Regions from separate parts of the Homo sapiens genome. Here region 1 is linked to region 2. Evidence: chromatin loops called from intact Hi-C (ENCODE). Cell type or tissue: endothelial cell of umbilical vein. All regions are shown on one strand. Links, peaks and the distances in the headings refer to the core of each region. The heading gives the core; the rest is flanking DNA.

The links. A loop is a pair of places that touch in the nucleus more often than their neighbours do. Peaks named below come from ENCODE experiments on the same cell type or tissue, not always from the same donor. Only the 100,000 strongest peaks of a DNase experiment are listed, where the experiment ranks them.
Region 1: it touches region 2 in a loop (7-fold over the local background); 2 of 110 quality-filtered maps call a loop at or near these places.

What each region holds. Positions count from the first base shown.
Region 1 is chr7:134,696,750-134,707,332 of GRCh38, reverse strand. The region is part of intron 1 of LOC124901750 (a long non-coding RNA gene); the gene reads left to right. Among named protein-coding and RNA genes, the nearest start is that of BPGM, 55 kb to the right of the region's middle. RefSeq lists silencers at 3,361-3,571, 4,142-4,436. In endothelial cell of umbilical vein, for the core only: a CTCF peak has its summit at 5,869; DNase peaks (open chromatin) are centred at 4,542 and 5,852.
Region 2 is chr7:134,427,099-134,437,681 of GRCh38, reverse strand. LINC03060 (long intergenic non-protein coding RNA 3060) reads left to right here and starts at 5,262. Exons shown (of 3, transcript NR_183392.1): 1 at 5,262-5,368. In endothelial cell of umbilical vein, for the core only: a CTCF peak has its summit at 4,828 (motif pointing left); DNase peaks (open chromatin) are centred at 4,841 and 5,121; H3K4me3 peaks cover 661 bases; H3K27ac peaks cover 975 bases.

The sequences.
Region 1 (10,583 bases), core at 1,199-9,198, 270 kb before region 2:
CCTCTAGTAAATATCAGGATGCTGATAGGCTAAGATCAAATTAGATGGTGTGGTATAGACCAAGTAGAAATGACTCTTCTGTATCAATTAACATATGTGATTCTTTGATAGTCCCTAGAAATAGGCCTTTTAATGTAGAGTAACTAGTAAATTTTACGCTAGAGTCCTTAAAAATAAAAAAGATTGCAAAAAACCAGTCATAATTCTTGATGGTATGATTCACTAACTTCTACCCTTCTGTATTTTGAACTTCTAAATCCAGGCCATATAGCAGTGTTTCCCAAACTTGTCTGTAATGAAGTTTTTACTGGTTCACAGAGCAGTTAGAAAAATTAACACATAGAGTAAATATAATAAATAAATGTATAAATGTATTCATGAATTGGGATGTGCTAGTTAAGCTAAATAATAATGCACCTCTAATATATAACCCTCAAATCTCAATTGTTTAACACAATAAAGGGTTATTTTGCAGTTCTATCACAGTCCATGAACGTGAGGACTGCTCCGGTGGTCATTCTGGGACCTGCACTCCTTCCATTCAGGGGCTCTGCCATCTTCTAGAACCTGGGAAGGGAGGGTAGAGAGGACACACGTGCACCTAGCCACCTGGCCCGGAGGAAGCATGCATCCCTTCTGCACTCCATTGCTAAGAACTAGTCACATGGCCCCACCTAAATGAAGGCGGGGGGTGAAAAAATGCAGTCCAGCAGCTTATGCTCAAAGGAAAGTATGCAGACATTAGCCAAAACCTAGCTGGAATATGCCACAAGGTTAAGGCTACCTATCATCCTTTCTTGGAAAGGAGGCTCTTTTATCCTTAGTCTATGTTTTTATCCTCCTTTTGTTAATGTGGAAAAAGTCCTTTCTTTTGTGGAAAACTGCAGCCTCAACTTGGGCTCAAGAGATCCTCCCGCCTTAGCCACCTGAGTAGCTAGGACTTCAGGCACACACCACCAGGCCCTGCTAATTTTTTTGCGTGTTTGTTTTTTGTACAAATGGAGTCTCGCTATGTTGCCCAGGCTTGGTCTTTAGCCCCTGGCCTCAAGTGATCCTCCCACTTTGGCCTCCCAAGTATTTGGATTACAGCAAAAACCAGGGTGCCTGGTCCCTAATTTTAAAATGAATTCAAAATACTAGAACCACTGGCTTACAGAACACTCAAATATTAGAAAGCTACTGCTTGAATTTACTGACTCACTTCATAAAACTACTTCTAACTTTGAATGGTATAGCATTTGGCCACAGGTACTCTTTGAAATTGCAAAATATTTTTCTGCTATTTCTTTCTAGAGACTCCAACAGCTACATAAGTGCAGGAGAACCAAAAACAAAACAAAGCCCTTTTTTTCATTGTTCGGTTGGCAGGAATAATTCATTGTTTGGTTGGTAGAAATAATCACATCATTCTAGTATTCTAGTATTCTCCACTCATCAAAACCATGTGCTCCCCCAAGGGATCTGGACACATTACCAGGAAAGTGGATCCCATTGGAATTTAACATCAAATGTTGCAACTTTAGTAAAATTATATTTGCAAAAGCTTTTCTAATAAATATAACTGTGCTTCAGAAGAATGGTCAACAGTGGAAGCAGCTGTTACTACTGGACGCTTTTTAGCCGTGTTACTGTCCTCTGCTTACCTGGATCTGTTAGGATGGTCTTTCCCTATCATTACAGACATGTCAGTGATCCCACAGAGTGTCCAATTTTCTGTCTAGCACCAGAAGCACCCTCCTGAGAGGGACACAAATCTATACCGGCACAGTTCTCAGCATGTGGTAGCTGCTCACTACATGCTGAATGAAGGACAGAGATCATCTCTTTCTGGTATCAGCAGATTGGCTCCTATGTTCTTGTTTGCTGTCCGTTTATTATTTGTACTTGCAACTCTGCGAGTTGCTTCACTCTTCAAAACAGGCTTGAGTATATCACCACCCAATCTCTTACAACCATCCCTAACAATCATTCTTGTTGTTCATTGGCTGATCTAAAGATTTGTTAAGTCAGAGTGGGATAGGGTGACAATTTGTAACACTTCTTTTCAATTCCCAAAGATCACTGATTTTTCTCTTTATTGGGTTATAGACAATAATGTGCACTCTTCCCTTAACCCACTGATTTGTTTCCACTCTCCAACAACAGTAAAAATTATAGCAATCCTATGTTATGCATCTTCTATGTTCCAGAAACAATGTTGGGTGCTCGACATAAGCATATCATCTCATTTGACACTGACCTTAACTCTGCGTGTGGGTGTTATTAGCCCTGCTTGATAGGTAAGGAATCTGAGGTTCAGCGAAGCATGCCTCAGTAACCAAAAGTATCGTATTATTTTCATAATTATATTGCAGTGTGGCTTTGAGGTTTGGCAGATGTGAGCTTGAACCCTAGCCCTGACACTCACTGTAGTGGGACTTTGGATGAGTTGCTCAACTCTCCTGGACCCATTTCCCCGGGGTGCAAGGAGTCCCAGTGAGGGCCAAGAACTCCCTTTGGGTGTGAGGAAGAGGGTTTGCAGGTGGTACCATGGAGTGTATGGTTCTTGATCAGTTCACCCCTCTCTAGGGTACTCTGGGAAGGTCAAGTTCTCAAACTCCCCAAAGTCTCAAAATCCCCAAGAAGCCCCTTTCTGGAATTTGGGGTTTGCTTATGACTCCCTAGGAGTAGCTGAAGTTTTTCTAAGAGGACACGAACTTCTCACATTTCCTGAAATACTTTTCAGAGGGGTCTCCAGGGCCCACCTCAGAAAAAGTCTATTGGCAATGAGGTCCTGTGGTTTCTCAAAGTTAAATTGTGATAGGTTTGGCCCTTCCATCTGTTCTAATGAGCAAAGGGACTTCTTTGCTTGGTAGTTAGCCCTGCGTAGTGGGTGTATCCCAGGTCCCTACAACATTCAAAGTACTACCACACAGTGTTTACTAAGGTGACCCAGGAAAATTTCTTTAGCCATTATATGCAGAAAAAAAAAAAAGTGGAATGAAATCGCAGAAAGGCTTAGCCAAGGGCACTTTGAAATTCACAATACTCTATCAGAAAAGTCTCTACAGAAACAGTACTCCTGTAGGCTCTTGGTTATAAATATTTAAAGGTCTGAACACACGGAATGCCAAATTTGTCTATCGGCTCTGCAAATAAAACAACCTATTAATTATCCATTAGTACTACACATTTCCTAATTTATACATGCCTCAAATTGAGCTGTCCCTCCCTTATACAGTGGTTTGGCTGCTCCCTGGGGTGACCTAAGTGAGTCAGCTGCAAAGGAGACTGATGCTTTTATTTGCAGTTTGTTCTCAGCCTTTGACCTCAAAGAAACTGCTTTCGTAAGCGGGTAGGACTCTGCTTGGTGGGGGTGGCAGGGGGCAAATGCTTTCAGAACAACCCATCAGTGACATCCTGTGACCTGCAACGAAAGGCCTATGAGAGTAAGGGCCTCCTTTCTCAGCACGCCTTTCTCCTCACCCTAGTAATGCCTCAGACCATGTTTACGCCAGAATTAACATACTTCGGGGAAGCATGCAAAAGGAAATCAAATCTCCCTTTGCCTGGGCTTTGAGAATTTCTGAGCGATTTCTCACCTCCATTCTGCCTTATGCTTAGCTCTCTGAACACGGTGGCTTAGAAGAAGAAGCAGCACTGAGATCAAACTCTGCTTCTCTACCCCGAACACCTTCTGTCTGAAAAGAAGCAGAGAAAAAAGAAAGAGCTGGTCCTTGTTTTGTCGGTGAGAAGAATGGACCACATCAGTGGTTCTAAACCTGAAGCCTAAGAGTCAGCTGAGATGCTGGTTAAAATCCAGATTCCTGGGTCCCATCCCCAGTGGCCCTGGTTCATTAGTTCAAATTCCCCTGCGGATGGCTTCCAGACTAGCTTCTAGGGAGACATGGTAATCACTTAGTCCACCCAAGCTGATACAGCCTAAGGTTTTATAGGTCATTGACCCCCGCTATTCCTGGCAGCCTGGGGCCAGACAGCCAGTTCTCATCAAGCCTTTAACCAGTCACTGCCTCACTGATGTTAGATGTGACCTGGGCTTCCTGGTCAAATTCCTGATCATCCTGTCTTCCTCAATAATAACAACTCAAAGTTCCCGTGTTCTTCTTCCTCTGTAGTCAGAGATACCTTAAAAGCAAGGCAAAGAGAAACAAGAGAAGCTGGTTTATAGCTGAAGGGAAAGGCTCTTTGATCCATCTTTCTCTCACCACTGCCTGCTCCTTCTGTTCCATTCCTTCCTGTAATAGGCACAGTCATCATTTTTATGTTTTTTAAATAAATAAAAGCACAATCATGTCAGGGCTGAGCAGCACCTTTGAGAGGATCTGATCCCCTTCCTTACTGTTCAGGCAAGAAAACTGAAGACAGAGGTTAAGGAACTTGCCAAACGTCACAGCCAGCAGAGGTAGTGGTGGGATTTGAACCCAGGCAGTCTGGCTCCAGCACGCAGGCTTGTAGCCAGAATGTTCCACAATGCATAGATGCAATAAGAAAGCTGATCTAATAGCACAAGACAGGCGAGCATAACAATGTCGGGAAGACCCATGCAGAGGGCAGGGGAAAGGTTATCCTTGTGCTATTCTTGTAATTTTGTTCAACAAAATTGTCAGCATGTGGGCAGAAAAAGAGGCAAAGCCACACACTGTCTTAACCATTTGTAAGCACAGACTATATCACAAAGGGGATTAAAGCTCACATGGTCGGATTCTGGCCTCTCTCACTCCCTTCTCCTAACTCACAAGAAGAGTCAGGCAGCCTGGGCGGGACCGGACCTCTCATGGGCTCCAGCAGCCTGGAGTTCTTCTTCCCATGCTGCCTCTTCCCAACTGCATGGGTATTGTTTCTTCTGTAAATCGGGGAGAGGATTGTTCAACGGGATTACTGTGGGTGCTTTCCAACTCTGAAGTTGCAGGTGTGTCCCACCCTTGAGTGGCAGGGGTAGCTTTAGTGTAGCTTTCTATGCAGCTGAGGGGGACAGTAAATGCATGATCACATGCATTTTTACAGACTGGTTTTGGGTCGATTCATACCTCAAACTCCATGATGGAGAGAACTTTCATAGCCCTTGTAGCTCCTCTCAGCATCTAGAGCAGGATTCTGCTGGTGACAGGTATTTAGCAAATATGGCAGAGTGGCTGTTCCCAGGCCCAGAGCCACTTGCGGGTCCCCCAGAATCTTGATAAGACTCCTCCTTCCATAAAGCTTCTTCCCCACTCCTCCTATCCAAGACTGGATTTAGGGGGCTCAGGATTCTACAAACAAAGCTGAGTGACCCTGTGACCTTGTCATCTCACAGTGACTAGACAAGAAGATAGCCTATCTATCTCCCTGACTCCTGGGAGGCTGCTCCTCCTGGTCTTTATAGAGGCCTGGCTGGAGACAAACTATTGGCCATTTTGCTTCTTGCTTGTTTTGCCTTGGGTTTTTCACAGTTTTCTTGATAAAACAAAAGGTGTTCAGCCTCTTAAAGTTTTTGCCCAGTTCTTACCCTTGACAACAGCACCTCATCACCAATAGTCAGTAAATTTCATTTCTCCCATATCCATATTTCCCTTGCTTCCAGGGTAGGGGAATGGGTTTTGGCCCTGGTTTCATACAGCTGCAGAATGATTTCCAGAATGACGTCCCATGATGGCCATGTGAGAGGAAACAGGCACGAACTGCCACCTGGGAGTGATTTCTGGTGAGACATTTCATCTTCCATGGTGGCTGGCTTAACAGTCAGGCTGGTGAAAGCCAAAAGTTCATCCTCCAGGAATGTTCTGGAGGTTATGCCGCCTGGAGGTAAAGGGTTATTCTAAGCCAGTCTCAGAACTTTGGACCTTTGATGTCTAATTCAATGGTTAGAACATGGGCTAAATGCTTTTGATCCCTAGATGGGGCCAGTGAGCTTGGTTTAATTCAGTGGCCTAAAGCCCACCACTGACTATGTTGGTGAATTTCAGTGTAGTTATTCAACAGGAAGACCAAAAGGAGAGGCTTCACCTCAACTCCTCTCAAGCTGGTGTGCTATCCCAAAGCAATTTGAAATGCCGACATTGATTTGGCAATGATGTATATGAAGGAAGAGTTATGAAGCTCAGTATTAAAGACTGACGTTTCTACTTCTTCCATGCTTTCGTTATGTTAATGTCGCCTCCACATTACCTTCAGATGGAAAGAAAGAACATCACATGAATGGTCAACTACAAAAATTAACTATTTTCAGTCCTGGATTAGGTAAAAAATAATGTATATGGCAAATCATGAAGTTAAGTATTTTCCAAAAATATTTTTTACTGCCTTAACATACTGGAAAAGCAAAAGAATAAAGATGTTCTATTCAAGAATGTAAGTTTATAAATAAGTGGGGGAAAGAAAGGAACATGAGGCCGGGTGCAGTGGCTCACGCCTGTAATCCCAGCACTTTGGGAGGCCGAGGCGGGCGGATCACCTGAGGTCGGGAGTTCGAGACCAACCTGACCAACATGGTGAAAACCCGTCTCTACTAAAAATACAAAAATTAGCCGGGCGCAGTGGTGGGCACCTGTAATCCCAGCTACTTGGGAGGCTGAGACATGAGAATAGCTTGAACCCAGGAGGCGGAGGGTGCAGTGAGCCGAGATCATGCCATTGCACTCTAGCCTGGGCAACAGAGCGAGACTCCATTTCAAAACAAAACAAAACAAAACAAAACAAAATGCAAAAAAAGAAAGGAACATGATCAGGGAACTGGGAGGACCTGGGAGAGTGTGAGTCCACATGGATGAGGATCCAAGCTCAGAGAGGCCATGTTCTTTCCTAAGGTCACACAGCTTAGATAAGGGTTAAAATAAGAGAACATTTAACCCATTTATACCCGAGATTGCAATTTTTGAATTTTTGCAATCAGACCTTGGTGATGACCCTAAGCAGTAGGATATAAATAACTCCCACGTGCTCAGCGTTCCAGTAATGGAACACTAGGCATAAATGGGTTTTAAACAAGTAAAAAGAAAAACTCATTTTTCTGATTCCTAGTATAGTGCTTGTTCCTCTACATAATGTTGCTGTCTAGATTTTTTTTTTTAGATTGTTCATCCATTTTGGAAGCCTAATTGGCAACATAATGGAATTTTCTGAAATCCACAGAGAGAAAAAAAGAGCCAACTACATTCAGTTTTTTTTTGTTGGCTTGTTTTGTTGGAATGTATAAACAATTCACCAACAGACATCATTTCATAGTCTGAAAGGAGTGGAGAATTAAAGAGATTTTGTGCTCAACCTCTCAGTAGAGGAAAGCCCTGTGACATCAATGCACAAGGCTATGGTTGAATTATTTTGGATTTGAGGTATGTGTGTGGGATTTGAGGCATGAAAAGAGGTAAGAGAGGAATTAAAAGGAATTGTTGCTTTCTGGAGAGCCCCGAGTTCAGATACAATGACAGTGAGCTGATCTACGTCTCTTCTTATAAGGAAAATACCATCACTCAGCTACATTTCTGAGAAAGAGAAGCTTTCTGTCTAAAAGAGGACCACAATGAGTTTGTTGAGCTAAATGACTCTTTTGAAGGAATGTTGTAACAAGGAATGGCTAAACGTGATTTGAAATCAGCTGGGTTATTCAGAAAACTTGCCTATTTACATGAGCGCATCCAGCCATTCACGGTTGCCCACGTAGTGCAAATCCTTTTGCTTCTCCATCACTGGAACGCCTTTCCTTGGGGCGAGCCTCTTCTCAGCCTTCAGGAGCCAGCTCAAATTGCACCTAATAAAGTGTAGCCTTCTCATACTGGCCCAAGGCCAAACTCCTTTGTCAGCTTTGCATCTATACCTCAATATGGAATTTACCAAAATGATTCCTTTCTGCCTTTCCTTCTCCATTTGATCATCAACTCCTCAAGATTAAGGACAGGGTCATATTTATCTTTACACCCTAGTGCTTAATACAGTGCCTGTACATGTGATGGTTGATTTTATGTGTCAGTTTGGGGGCACAACAAACGTCATGCACTGTTGTTTGGTCAAACATCAGCCTAGATGTTGCAGAGAAGGTATTTTAAAAGATATAATTGATATTTAAGTGAGTTGACTTTGAGTAGATTACCATACATCATGTGGGTGACGCTCATCCAATCAGCTGGAGGCCTTAAGAGAAAAGACTGAGGCCCTACAAAGGGGAAGGAATTCTGCCTCCAGACTCAAGTCTGCAATGTCACCTCTTGCCAGAACTTCCAGCCTGCTGGTCTGGGCCTGCAAATTTCAGACTTGCAGTTCCCACACTTTCTTTTAAAATGAATCAATCTCTGTCTCTCTATCTTTCTGTCTCTCTCCATATATATGTATATGTCCAAATATATATGTGTATATATTGAATCAATATCTTGTTGATTCTGTTTCTCTGGAAAACATGGAGTAATACAGCACATGTTTAGTAAGAGTTTAGTGAACCACCAACTTAATAGCAAGGAAAAGGAAGACGGCAAGTAGGGCTGAAGGCTGGACGGGAGAGGGAAAATGCTGGAAAGTATATGAGTAGATAGAGATTGAATAACCAGGGAAGAAACTGCATGCCACTCTTTTTAAGATAATGATGTCTACCTTTATTATGCACCTGGGTACCATATGTGCATAGAAATATTTTAATGCAATTGGATTTCCTTGTATTTTAGAGACTCTCATGTAAATATCAAACTGTAAGGTAGAATGAGATTAAGATATTTAAAAAGGGATTTAGGCCAACATAAAGCACATATAATAAAGGGTATTTATGTTTTATGGAGGATTTTCTGGAATCTTTAGAATCTTTGGGGACTGGATTAAGTCCCTGGGATTCCTAAACCCTTAGGAGTCCTCCAACTATTTTCAGTATTTTAAAAGTCACATTGAAGTCCTACCCCTGCCTGCTAAGCCTGCACAGTCTCGTTAAAATGTCAAATTTTGTTTGCTTTGGGCTAGAATTCTGTTAACCAAGTTTGATGGGGTTGGTTATCTTTTGCTGCCCAATATCTCTAATTGGCAATTGCACATATCTTGGAATAACTTTTTAAAAATGGAAGCATGGATAAACTAATTTTAAAATGCAGGTTGTTCGATAGCAAAGTCTTTTAAAACAAAGGAGGCACAAAAGGTGGAGAAAAAGAGGTAATGAAAGGAGTTTCTAGTGATGGGCAGGTGAGGAGCCTCATAATGGATAATTACTGAGCTCCTGAAAGGCCCAAGAGTTGAGTAAAGTCAGTGCAGTATCTGGTTAGCCACAAAGTTCACGGTGGTCCAAAGTTAAATGTCCTGAGTTTGCACATGCAGCCAAACTCATGCACAGATGCCACTAGAGAGATGGCTCAAGAGAAGCCACCACAGCAAGCCAGAGCATCCAGGTGAGATGCAACATGCTTACGGCAACTGCAGCAGCACTGTTCATTCAGCCTCGACCAAGGTAGGCCAAGGAGCTCCACAACTCAGCCCAACTTTGGGCCCCATCTCTGCCCCTCACTAAGCCTTTGACTTCTTTGTGCCTCAGTTTTCCCATTGGTAAAATAATTGATAATGATGGGTTCCAGGGTTGTTGCAATAAATAGTGTAACATATAAAGCACCCAGACCAATGACCGGAACAAAGCAAGCCTCCAATGCAGGTGGATTCTTGTTACACCTTAGGCACTGTGCCAAGAATCTTGCACACACCTTTTCCTAGTCCCCAGAACAATCCCCCAAGGAAAGCACTATTATTGTCTCCATTTCACAGATGAGTTTAAGGAAATTGTCTAATGTCACTCAGCTCATCCGTGGCAGAAACTGGACTCAAACAAAGCCTTGATATTACCAACCAGGGTGTGCCTGCCTGGGGGACACCAACTTACCTCACTCACTGTGTGCCCTGGGGCAAGTCACCTGGCCTCCCTGAGTGTGCATTCTTTCATCTGTAAAAGTAGAGGGTTATTTTCCAATTTCAATAATATATGTATTATGGTTATGTATGAGGTCATCATTGGGGAAAGCAGGGTGAAGAGCACATATCCACCCTCTAGACTCATGTTTTAACTCCTCCTAAGCTAAAATGATTCCAAGTAGAAAGTTTACAAACCACTGTAGGGATACACTACTTGGCAATTTTCCTTGTGTTGGGCACATACATGGTGCTCAATCAGTGCTTCTCGATGTGATTTGTTTGATTTCTAGACGCTAGAATGTGACCAGTACTGACCATATTGGTTTTTTTTTTCTTTTTTTTTTTTATTATACTTTAAGTTTTAGGGTACATGTGCACATTGTGCAGGTTAGTTACATATGTATACATGTGCCATGCTGGTGTGACATGAAAAACAGGTCTCTACAAAGTCTCTTGATTTAAGTAGCAAAAACAAAGAATCTGAGTTGATGGAAGCATTTTATTCTTTAAAAAAGTATCTCTCGGCTGGGCGCGGAGGCTCACGCCTGTAATCCCAGCACTTTGAGAGCCCGAGGCGGGTGCATCACGAGGTCAGGAGATCGAGACCATTCTGGCTAACACGGTGAAACTCCGTCTCTACTAAAAATACAAAAAAAATTTAGCTGGGCGTGGTGGGAGGCGCCTGTAGTCCCAGCTACTCGGGAGGCTGAGGCAGGAGAATGGCGTGAACCCTGGAGACA
Region 2 (10,583 bases), core at 1,716-9,715:
TATTGGAAAGTAGATGTGGGATATATGGGCAATCTCTCTTCACAATTTTTCTGTAAATCTAAAACTATTCTAAAATAAAATGCCTTAAAAGAAAACTTTATAAGAGTGGTCTTTCTAAACAATAGCCAATATGTCTACCTAGATTACTTACCTGCTTTTAAAAATGCCTGCACCTTTTTTTAGATGAAGCAGATAAAATTATTAGCAAGGGTACCGATTTAAATGGCAGAATTACTAATTTTTTCCTTGGAGAACACATGTTTCTAAGCACATATGTAACATTTATGTTAATCAGTGATATGCTAGGCCAAAGTGCTGGCCTCAACAAATTTCAATGAACTCATATATAGATATTATTCCTCTGGCCACAATTACATAAAATTATTTAAAAAAATAACAAAAAGTAATGAAACTGCCCTCCACATGAATTTGGAAATTTTGAAATAGATTTACAATCAATTCAAAGGTTAAAGAAGAAAAAATAACAGCAAACACTATATATGGCATTTATTAATTACCTACGGCAATTTAATAAGTATTAATTACCTATTAAAGACCCAAACACAGTTTTAAGAGTTTTACATATTTTTCCAACCTCACAACTCTATGAGGTTGATTCTATTGCTATCCCATTTGCAGATGAAGAAACTGGGACCCACAGAGGATAAAGAACCTTCCCAAGATCATATAACTAGAAAATGGTGGAGCTGGGATTTCCACTTGGGCAGTCTGGCTCTGGAGTTCATCCACCAGTTCTGCTGGGCTGCCTCCTACTGTAGAAAACACATGTGGAATCATAACAACTTTTGGGATGCAGCCAAAGCAGTACTCAGAGGGCAACTTACAGTGTTATGTCCATTAAAGAAGTTGAAAAACTAGTTAAAATTTTTCCTCAAAGAAAATACCAGACCAAGATGGTTTTATAGAAGTGTTGTATGTCACATTCTAGGTACAGACAATACCAATCCTATTCAAGTTCTCCCAGAAAACAGGAAAAGAGGGAATACCGTCAAACTCATTTTATGCAGCCAACACAACTCTGACACTAAAATTAGACGAGGACAGTTCAAGAAAACTACAGACCCATCTCATCAAAGAATATAGTTGCAAAAGTCCTAAACAAAATAAAGTTAGCCACATCCAATGATGTATAAAAGAGGGATTTGTGTGATTTTATCACAGGAATGCAATGTTGATTTAATATTAGAAAATTATGAATGTAATCCATCACATGAATGAATTAGAGGTATATGTATGTATTCAAGTAGAACAACATTTGGTAAAATTCAAAATGGTGTTATGATAAAATCTCTTGGCAAAGTAGGAATAGGAAAGAACGTCTTTACCTGGTAGAAGGCATCTGCACGAGTGGATCACAGTGTGTTCTTACAGTGTACAGGCTACAGCTCTATGCTTCTACATAAATGAATCTCAAAAGTACTAAGGAGAATACTAAGGCAGAAGAAAAAGCTAGTCACAGAAAAAAGGCATATAGTAAGAATCCATTTATATGAAATTTACAAGCAGGTAAAACTAAACAACATTTTTTTAAGGATACAATCACAGGTCATACAACTACTAAGAAGATAAAGAGAAGGATTTATTCCAAATTCATGGGTGGGAGTTGGAGTGAATCTTGATATTGAAGAGGGATATACAAGGAGTCCTAAAGTACTATTTATTTCTTAACCTGGGTTATGAGAACATGTATGTTTATTTTAATTCTTTAAATGATACACAGAGATGTTGTACACTCTTCTGCATATATGATTTATTTCTACTTTTTTTTTAAATTAAGACAAAGTCTCACTGTCACCCAGGTTGGAGTACAGTGGCATGATCTCAGCTCACTGCAACCTCCGCCTCTGGGTGCTCAAGCGATCCTCCCATCTCAGCCTCCCAAGTAGCTGGCACTATAGGCACGTGCCACCATGCCCAGCTAATTTTTTAATTTTTCGTAGCGATAGGGTCTCCCCCTGTTCCCCAGGCTGGTCTCAAACTCCTGAGCTCAAGCGATCTGCCTGCCTTGGCCTCCCAAAGTGCTGGAATTACAGGCGTGAGCCACCACACCTGGCCTACATGTGATCTATTTCCTAATAAAAAATAAATGTTTGCTGAATAAACTATCTCATCTGATCCTTACAACAGTCCTGTGAGACTCGTGTGTCATGACTCTTCATTTATAGATGATAAACTAAATCAAGAAAACTCATTTGGTATGCCAAATGTCTCACAGCTAGTCAACGGTTTCGCCTCCAAACTCTGTGACCTTTCTACTGAATCACATTGAAGCTATTTTTTATGACTACCTCTGCTGCTATCTTAACTCTAGATACAGAAAAATTTGATTGCCCAACTGCCTGTCATTGAGCAAAAGAAGTGAAGTCCTTTCAACAGAGTTATCTTTTCATCTTGTCTCCAATTCTTGGCTTCGAGTGATAAACGGTGTTTGCCAGAGTTGCAAGCCAGGAGTAATTTCAGTGGTATTAGAGAGTCAGAGATAAAACAACAGGTTTTGGATGAGAATTATGAGTATCCCAAACTGTTAGAGAGCTGGGACCCAGGGAAAAGGAGAGCCAGGCTTAGGGCCCATGGCAAAAGTCAGGTAAGTTTTGGTGGAAATACAGCACAGAGTCAAAGGAGACCAGAGAATGGGGTACTGACCACAGGGCACAGTACAGCATGGAGAAAGGACAGGAACAGGCAGTGGGAGGAAAGCAGCGGGAGGCCATTAATATACTCCCGCTACACAGATCCACTCAGGCCTGCAGCAGATGCTTCCAGGCCTAAACCTGGGCATTAAGAATTGCGTGGCCTTCTCTCCCAGTTACCGCAAATCAGCAGGTTGTGACTTTGCCAGGGCTCTCAGAGGCCATATGGTCCCAGCCTTCGTTGTACAGGAGGGATCAGGTGATTTTGTCAAGATCAGCCAGGACTAGAACTCTGCAGATCTTTATCCAATATTCTTTTTCTGTAGGTCACCTACCTCTTAGTCTGAACACATGATTTTGAAAACCCCAGGCCATCCACTCGTGGCCTAATCTGGACTAGAGACCAGATTGTTTTGTTATCCAGTGGGAGGCTGTATGGTTCAAACCGTGTTTCTGAAAAGGCCTGGATTTCCTCCCTGGGCTGAGGAGGCAAGGAAGGGGTGGTGTAGGTGTCCTCTCTCCCTGTCCTCACTGCCTCAACCAGAGCAAATTCCCTTTTATCTTCTTTGTTGAAATTGTATGTACGATTTCATTTGTGAAAAGGGTTCTGATTCTTTAAAAAACTTTAAGAAAACTTAAAATCCATTCCATGGAAAACCAAGTGGGATCTCTTGAACTCTCTCTGTCCATTTCCCAGATTTTAGTACCATTCAATAAGTATTCTTGGAGTCCTAGTTAAATGCCTAGTGTTGTGGCACATGCTAAGGGACATATAAAAAGAGATTATTTGGCTGGGCGCGGTGGCTCATGCCTGTAATCTCAGCATTTTGGGAGGACAAGGAGGGCAGATCACCTGAGGTCAGGAGTTTGAAACCAGCCTGGCCAACATGGTGAAGCCTAGTCTCTATTAAAAACACAAAATTAGCCAGGAGTGGTGGTGGGCACTTGTAATCCCAGCCACTCGGGAGGCTGAGGCAGGAGAATTGCTTGAACTCGGAAGGCGGAGATTGCCGTGAGCCAAGATTGCACCATTGCACTCCAGCCTGGGAGACAAGACTTTGTCTCAAAAATAAATAAATCAATGAAGTTGTTCTATTCCCCAAGGTGCAGATTTGCAAATTAGTCATGGGGTAGCTTCTTGGAAGAGGGTAGCATTTTCCCTTAGAAACAGCTTTATATATGATGTTTCATGTACGATGTTCCTACCATCCTATTTAGTTGCATCTTATTTCTTGGATGTCCCTGCAGAAGGGTTGCAAAAGGATAGTACGATAAGATCTTGGTCCTTACAACTTGTTATTTTTCTGCCACGAAAGTAGAGGAGATTTCTTTCTATGTGTGTATGGGTAGCTCTAGGTGAAAAACTTTGCATAATTTTCTGTACAGGGAGAAATACGGCAATAATTTCTTCTTCTTCTTCCTCTTTTTTTTTTTTTTTTTTTTTTGAGACAGGGTCTTGCTCTGTCACCCAGACTTGAGTGCAGTGATGCGATCATGGCTCACTGCAGCCTCAACTTCCCCAGCTCAAGCAATCCTCCCAGTAAGCTTCCCAAGTAGCTGGGACTACAAGTGTGCACAACCATACCTGGCTTTTTTTTTTCTTAATGTAGAGTCTCACAATGTGGCCCAGGCTGGGCAATAATTTCTTCATGGTGGGGTGAGGGAGGACAGAACAGGCCATTCTAGGTTAGATGTTTCTAAGTTGGGCACAGCATGTGTAAAGCCTGTTCGTTCCTGGGACTGTGTGGAGGGCAGATGATATTCCTACCAAAAAGAAAGCAGGTGAAAAGTTAGATAACATGAAGAGTTGAAGGAAGTACGTAGCTCCAACTACTGTGTGGTAGAATTCTTCCCTGACCCCAGCACCTGCCCTCTCGATGTATGTGATTCAAATGCTGCTTGGCTAGAATGGGATATACACCAGCTGGTCTCTGCCGGGTCCCTGGCCTGCCTTCCTCACCAGAACATCCCTGACAGTGCCTAGGCAGTCTGGGTGCGCTTGGTCCTACAGCAAGGACCGGTAGGCTTCCGAGCACCATGGCCAAGCAAAGGGGGCGAAGGAAGCCTCGGTCATCGAGTTCAGCCTGTGTGAGCAAAAGGAAGTCCCCATCCACACTCGCCACTCCCCGTCCTTAGCCTCCTGAGCTTATAGTGTGGTGTATGCTTCCCCCTTCTGGCCACAAATGGTCAACAATGATTTTTGGTAATCCCTGGTGGGAGGCCCTGCTTACTGCTGGGAAGTGGACCTTCCTAGTAACAGCGACGACAATGATACTGTTGCCAGAGCTATTGATGGAAGTGGTACAATCCAATAGGTGCAGTAAAAAGCCCTTTACATACACTGTCTCATTTAATCCTCAAAGCCAGGGGTCCCCAACTCCCGGGGCCACAGACCGGTACCAGTCCATGGCCTGTTAGGAACGGGGCCGCACAGCAGGAGGCGTGCGATGGGCGAGCGAGCAGAGCTTCATCTGTTTTTACAGCCACTCCCCTCTCGCATTACCGCCTGAGCTCCGCTTCCTGTCGGGTCAGCAGCGGCATTAGCGTCTCATAGGAGCATGAACCCTACTGTGAACTGCGCATGCGAGGGATCTAGGCTGCGCGCTCCTTATGAGAATCTAACGCCTGATGACCTATCACTGTCTCCCATCACTCCCAGATGGGACCGTCTAGTTGCAGGAAAACAAGCTCAGGGCTCCCACTGATTCTACATTATGGTGAGTTGTATAATTATCTCATTATGTATTAAAATGTAATAATAATATCCCGAAACCACCTCCCCACCGCCAGGTCTGTGGAAAAATTGTTTTCCACAAAACCAGTTCCCGGTGCCAAAAATGTTGGAGACTGCTGCTCAAAGCAATTTTGTAAGGGATGTATTATTATCCCCACTAAACAGAAGACAAACTAAGACACAGCAGTTAAATGACTTGTGCAAAATACGTGCTGATAAACGCAGCAGGGCGGGGGTTCACGCCTAGGTGTGTCAGGCTTCAAAGTCCGCGCTCTGGGCCACTGTGAACATTCCCGTTTCTGACGGGCTGTATTCTGGGTGGGGTATCCTCTGTCAACAGAGACATCTGTCAGACCATTCCTGCCCTTTTACTTCCATCAGTCCACATTCTGGCATCTTCCGTGTCATTTTTCCTCTTCACTTCTTGTGCTCCTCGGCAGATCTATGACCATCCCAGCCTCTTTCTTTTCTTCCTGATCTTTGGGCAATTCGCCTCCCTCCTGCTTGCTTCAAACATTCACTCTTGTGCAGCAGTTCTTTTCTTATTTATTTATTTTTTGAGATAGAGTCTCACTCTGTCGCCCAGCCTGGAGTGCAGTGGCGCTATATCGGCTCACTGCCACCTCCGCTTCCCAGGTTCAAGCGATTCTCTTGCCTCAGCCTTCTGAGTAGCTGGGATTATAGGCACCTGCCACCACACCCGGCTAATTTTTGTATTTTTAGTAGAGATGGGGTTTCGCCATGTTGGCCAGGCTGGTCTTGAACTCCTGACCTCAAGCCATCTGCCCGCCTTGGCCTCCCAAAGTGCTGGGATTACAGGTGTGAGCCACCGTGCATGGCCCATGCAGCAGTTCTTAAACTGGCACCCACAAGAGGTCTGGATTGAATCCGAGAGGTCTGTGAACATGGACATGGAAAATATTACATTCTATCGTGAATATAGAGAACAGAAGTGGGGCCTGTAACTTTGTCACAAATAGAAAGTCACAGCTCTTGCTATATCCCATTACTGTTACTAGGAATATCTCACGATGTCATCTATGTGCATCACTACTTTGAAATTACCAGAGTTATTAAACCTGTCACTAGACCTGTTATTTAGTCGTTAATAAAAAGCCTATATATTATCATATTACAAATTTGGTTTTTAAAAATATTGTGATAGCAGTCTTTCAAAACTAAAGAATTCCTTGGTAATCTTGTGTGTTTAATTTTATGTACTTAAAAACATTTTTCTTAGAAGGGCTCCAAAAGCTTCCGCAGCTTGCCAAGGGGATCCTGGCATGAAAAATGATGAAAAGAAAACACACTATCCTTGATTTTATGCCAGCTTTGCACCTCCTGACCCAGCCCATATAATGTAACAGTGACCCCCTGTAAGAGGGTTGCACTTCTCCAAATAGGAGGACCACAGGATTTCTCTTCCAAACAGGGACATTTGAGTATAGATAGAGTGATACTAGCATAACAAGAGTAAACTGGAACATATGGCCACCCCTCTCAAATATCAGGTATTCTGGAAACTGAAGAATTAGATAAGAAAATGCCAATGTAATTTACAAGAATCAACATAGAAACACCCTATCTGTAAATATGCTACTGATAAAACTAGATTGTCTCCTAAAATCCAACCAGAAAAAAATAACTAATATGAAATATATCAGCTTCAAATGAAATAATTATAGCATATAATAAAATAACGAATACTAGTGTATCACTTGCTATGGACAGACATTGTCTTACAACAGCCCTCTGAGGTTGGTTCTATTATTGTCCTCACTTTAAAAATGAGGAAAACGTGCCCCAATCACACAGCTAGAAAGAGGCTGAGCTGGTAGCAAATCCAAGCACACTGGCTGCTAACTGTGTGCTCTGACCCACTGTCTCTCGTGTGTCTTTGTTAGGAAATTTCATGATCCGACTGGAATCCAGGAAAATCACAGCTGAAATACAAAACATCAGCCCTTATCTCCAGCACTGTACATGGCAGAAACTGCTTTTATTCTAGATGTCTAGATCCAGGTATTTGAAATAAATTCTCCAGAAGGGGGGGAGAAATCTGGAAAGTTTCCATAGAACAGTTGCAATATCCCTTTATAACTCTTGAGTTGTAAGTGATGCTGTCTCCAGATATTAGCCTTTTTCTTTTAGCTACAACCTCTAGCTCCCACGTCAGAGGCAGCATGGGCCAGTGATTAAGAATCGGGTTTGCAGTTCCAATTCCAGGCACCTATTTAAGCTGGATGACCTTGACTAAGTCGCATAGCTTTTTGCACTGCAGTTTTCACATCTGTAAAATGGAGATAATGCTAATGGAATGCAAAATGCAAAATGGAAATAACGGTGGTGAGGAGTAAATGAGCTGGGCAAATACACAATAATCAGGAACGATTATTACTATCCTTTTACTCATCTCTATTCTGACAGTTTTGTCTCCAAACCCATCTCTCTTGTCTTATTCTGAGTTCTTCCATGCGTTCTGGCGTTTTCAACTTGACTTCTTCTTCAATATTTTTCATCATTTGGTAGCTATCTTTGGGTAATAATTATAACATTTGCTTATACAGCATTTGCCCCAGAACTCGTTTTGCTGAGGCAGCATAAACTGACAACTGGAAGTGAGAATGGGGACATGTGATCTCGTGATTATCACACATTCTCAATTTACCCACTCCATAATAGCATTTGCACCAGAGCTCTTCATTTGCATTTTGCTGAGCCAACGTGAATTTTTAGAAGTTCCGAGTGTCCAGAGAATGCTTCAGTTAGAATTGAGTTGACAAAAAATAGGATAGATCATTTATCACCTCTGTAGAAACAAGATGAATTTCTGTTTACAACTGAAATAAGAAATTACAAAAGATTGTTGGGCCTGACCACATGAAAAATTAAAATAGTGCAAAAGAAAAATAATTCAATACAAAAAGGGAAGCTACAGGCTGGGAGATGTTTACATCGATATAAAAAGGGGTTAATAAATATGCTTTATAAGACACATCTTTTAAGAACATCTTTGTTGCATCTCCGCTAAGAAGGAGGGTATCACAACCCAATACAAACTTACATTGAAATAAAAGTTTCATACAAAAAAACGTACTATACTCTGTCGTTGGGAATGTAAATTAGTACAACCCCTATGGAAAACAGTACAGAGATTTCGCAACTAAAAATAGAGTAACATTCAATCTAGCAATCCCACGACTGGGTATAAGGAAAAGAAATCATTATATCAAAAAAATACCTACACCATATGTTTGTTGCAGCACTATTCACAATAGCAACGATATGAAATCAACCTAAGTGCCTATCGATGGATGATTGGATAAAGAAAATGTGGCACGTATAGACAAGGGAATACTATTTAGACATAAAAAAAGAATGAAATAATGTCTTTGCAGTAACATAGATGGAACTAGAGGTCATTATCTTAAGTAAAATAACTCAGAAACAGTCAAATACCACATGCCCTCACTTACAAGTGCAAGCTAAGTAATGTATACACGTGGACACAGAATGGAGTGATAGACATTGGAAACTGGGAAGGATGGCAGGGTGGGAGGATGGGAGGGGGTAAGGGATGATAAGTTACTTAATGGGTACAATATACACTACTCAGGTGATAGCTACATGAAAAGCCTAGACTTCACCACTATACCATATATCCATTTTAAAAAGATGAACTTTTACCCCTGAAATATATACAAATTTTTTTAAAAAACACAAAAAATCTTACTATATGCAGAATGCTCTGATATTTCCATTTTATTCTACTCTGTTTTTTTCTTTAATACCAGTCATGAGCCACAATATATTTTATAGTCCACTAATGAAATTATGACATACTTTAAATAAACAGTGATGTCAAGAGCTCTTATAAATACATTATTGGATAAAGAATATATATAGATGCTTCAGATAGGAGTAAAAACAATTTCTGAAATATGAAAAAATCTCTACTTCAGTACTCACTCAAGATACACAAATGAATAACAATGATAAAAATACAATTTCCATTGACTAAACTAGCAAAAAATTAAAAGTGATGGTGATATCTGATGCTGATGCAAAGACAGTAAAGGGTTTTCTTTACTACAGTTTTTTACTTATGCCCTCTTTAATTCAAAACACATTTGAGGTGGTTTTATGTACCAACATAGCCAAACAACTAATGGCAGAATCAATGCAATTTTGTTTGAGAAGTAATTTGGTGGTACGTTTGGGAAGCCACAAAAATGTTCATACCCAAAAGTAATTCTACTTCTGGGAATTTGTCCCACTGAAGCAATTCAAAGAAAGAGAAAAATCTCTATGCATAACTTTTTATATCATTACTTAAATAGTGAAAAACGAGAAACAGTCTAAATAGCCAAGAATAGCACAATATTTAAATAAGCTATACTACATCAACTCAAAATATTTTGTAGCCAGTAAAATAATTATGATGACTATAAAGCAACATGAGAAAATCCTCATGCTAACAAATGCAAAAGTTATAAAACAAAACTCTCCATGTATTTCAGTGACTATAGCTGCATAAAGATTACCCAAAAACTTAGTGGGATGAAACAACCATTTTTTACAGATCAGAAATTCAGACGGCTTACAGCAGTATGGCTTATCTGGGCCCACAATGTCAGGGGCTGGATTCACATGAGGGTCATTCAACATCAGTTGATGTTGGTCATCTGGTGAGGCCTTAGCTGGCTCTGTTGGCCAGGACACCTCTGTTTGGCTTGGGCTTCCTCAGAACATGGTGGCTGGGTTCCAAGGACAAAAGACCCCGGCGAGAAAGCCAGGTAGAAGTCAGTTAATCATATATGACCTAGTCTTAGAAATTTTGCAGTGTCATTTCCATTTCCATTCATTGAGTCACAAAATCTTGTCAGTTTCAAAGGGAAAGAAAAGAGATGCCACCTTATGATGGGAGAGCAACAAGTTTCTGGAAAAGCATACAGGACTGGAAATACTGCTATGGCCAGTTTTAGAAAACATAATCTGCCACAATTTTTGATTGGGTTACAACCACATAAAAATAATGAAAGTATTAGGATTAGAACTGGGAAGAAACATGGAAAAATAAATGATTGATTTTAAAAAATTTTCCGTTATTTTGATTATGTTCTTTGGCCAATAAGTACATAATTATTAATACAATTATATTGACAAAAAATTAAGCTGACAGTACTTCAGGAATTATC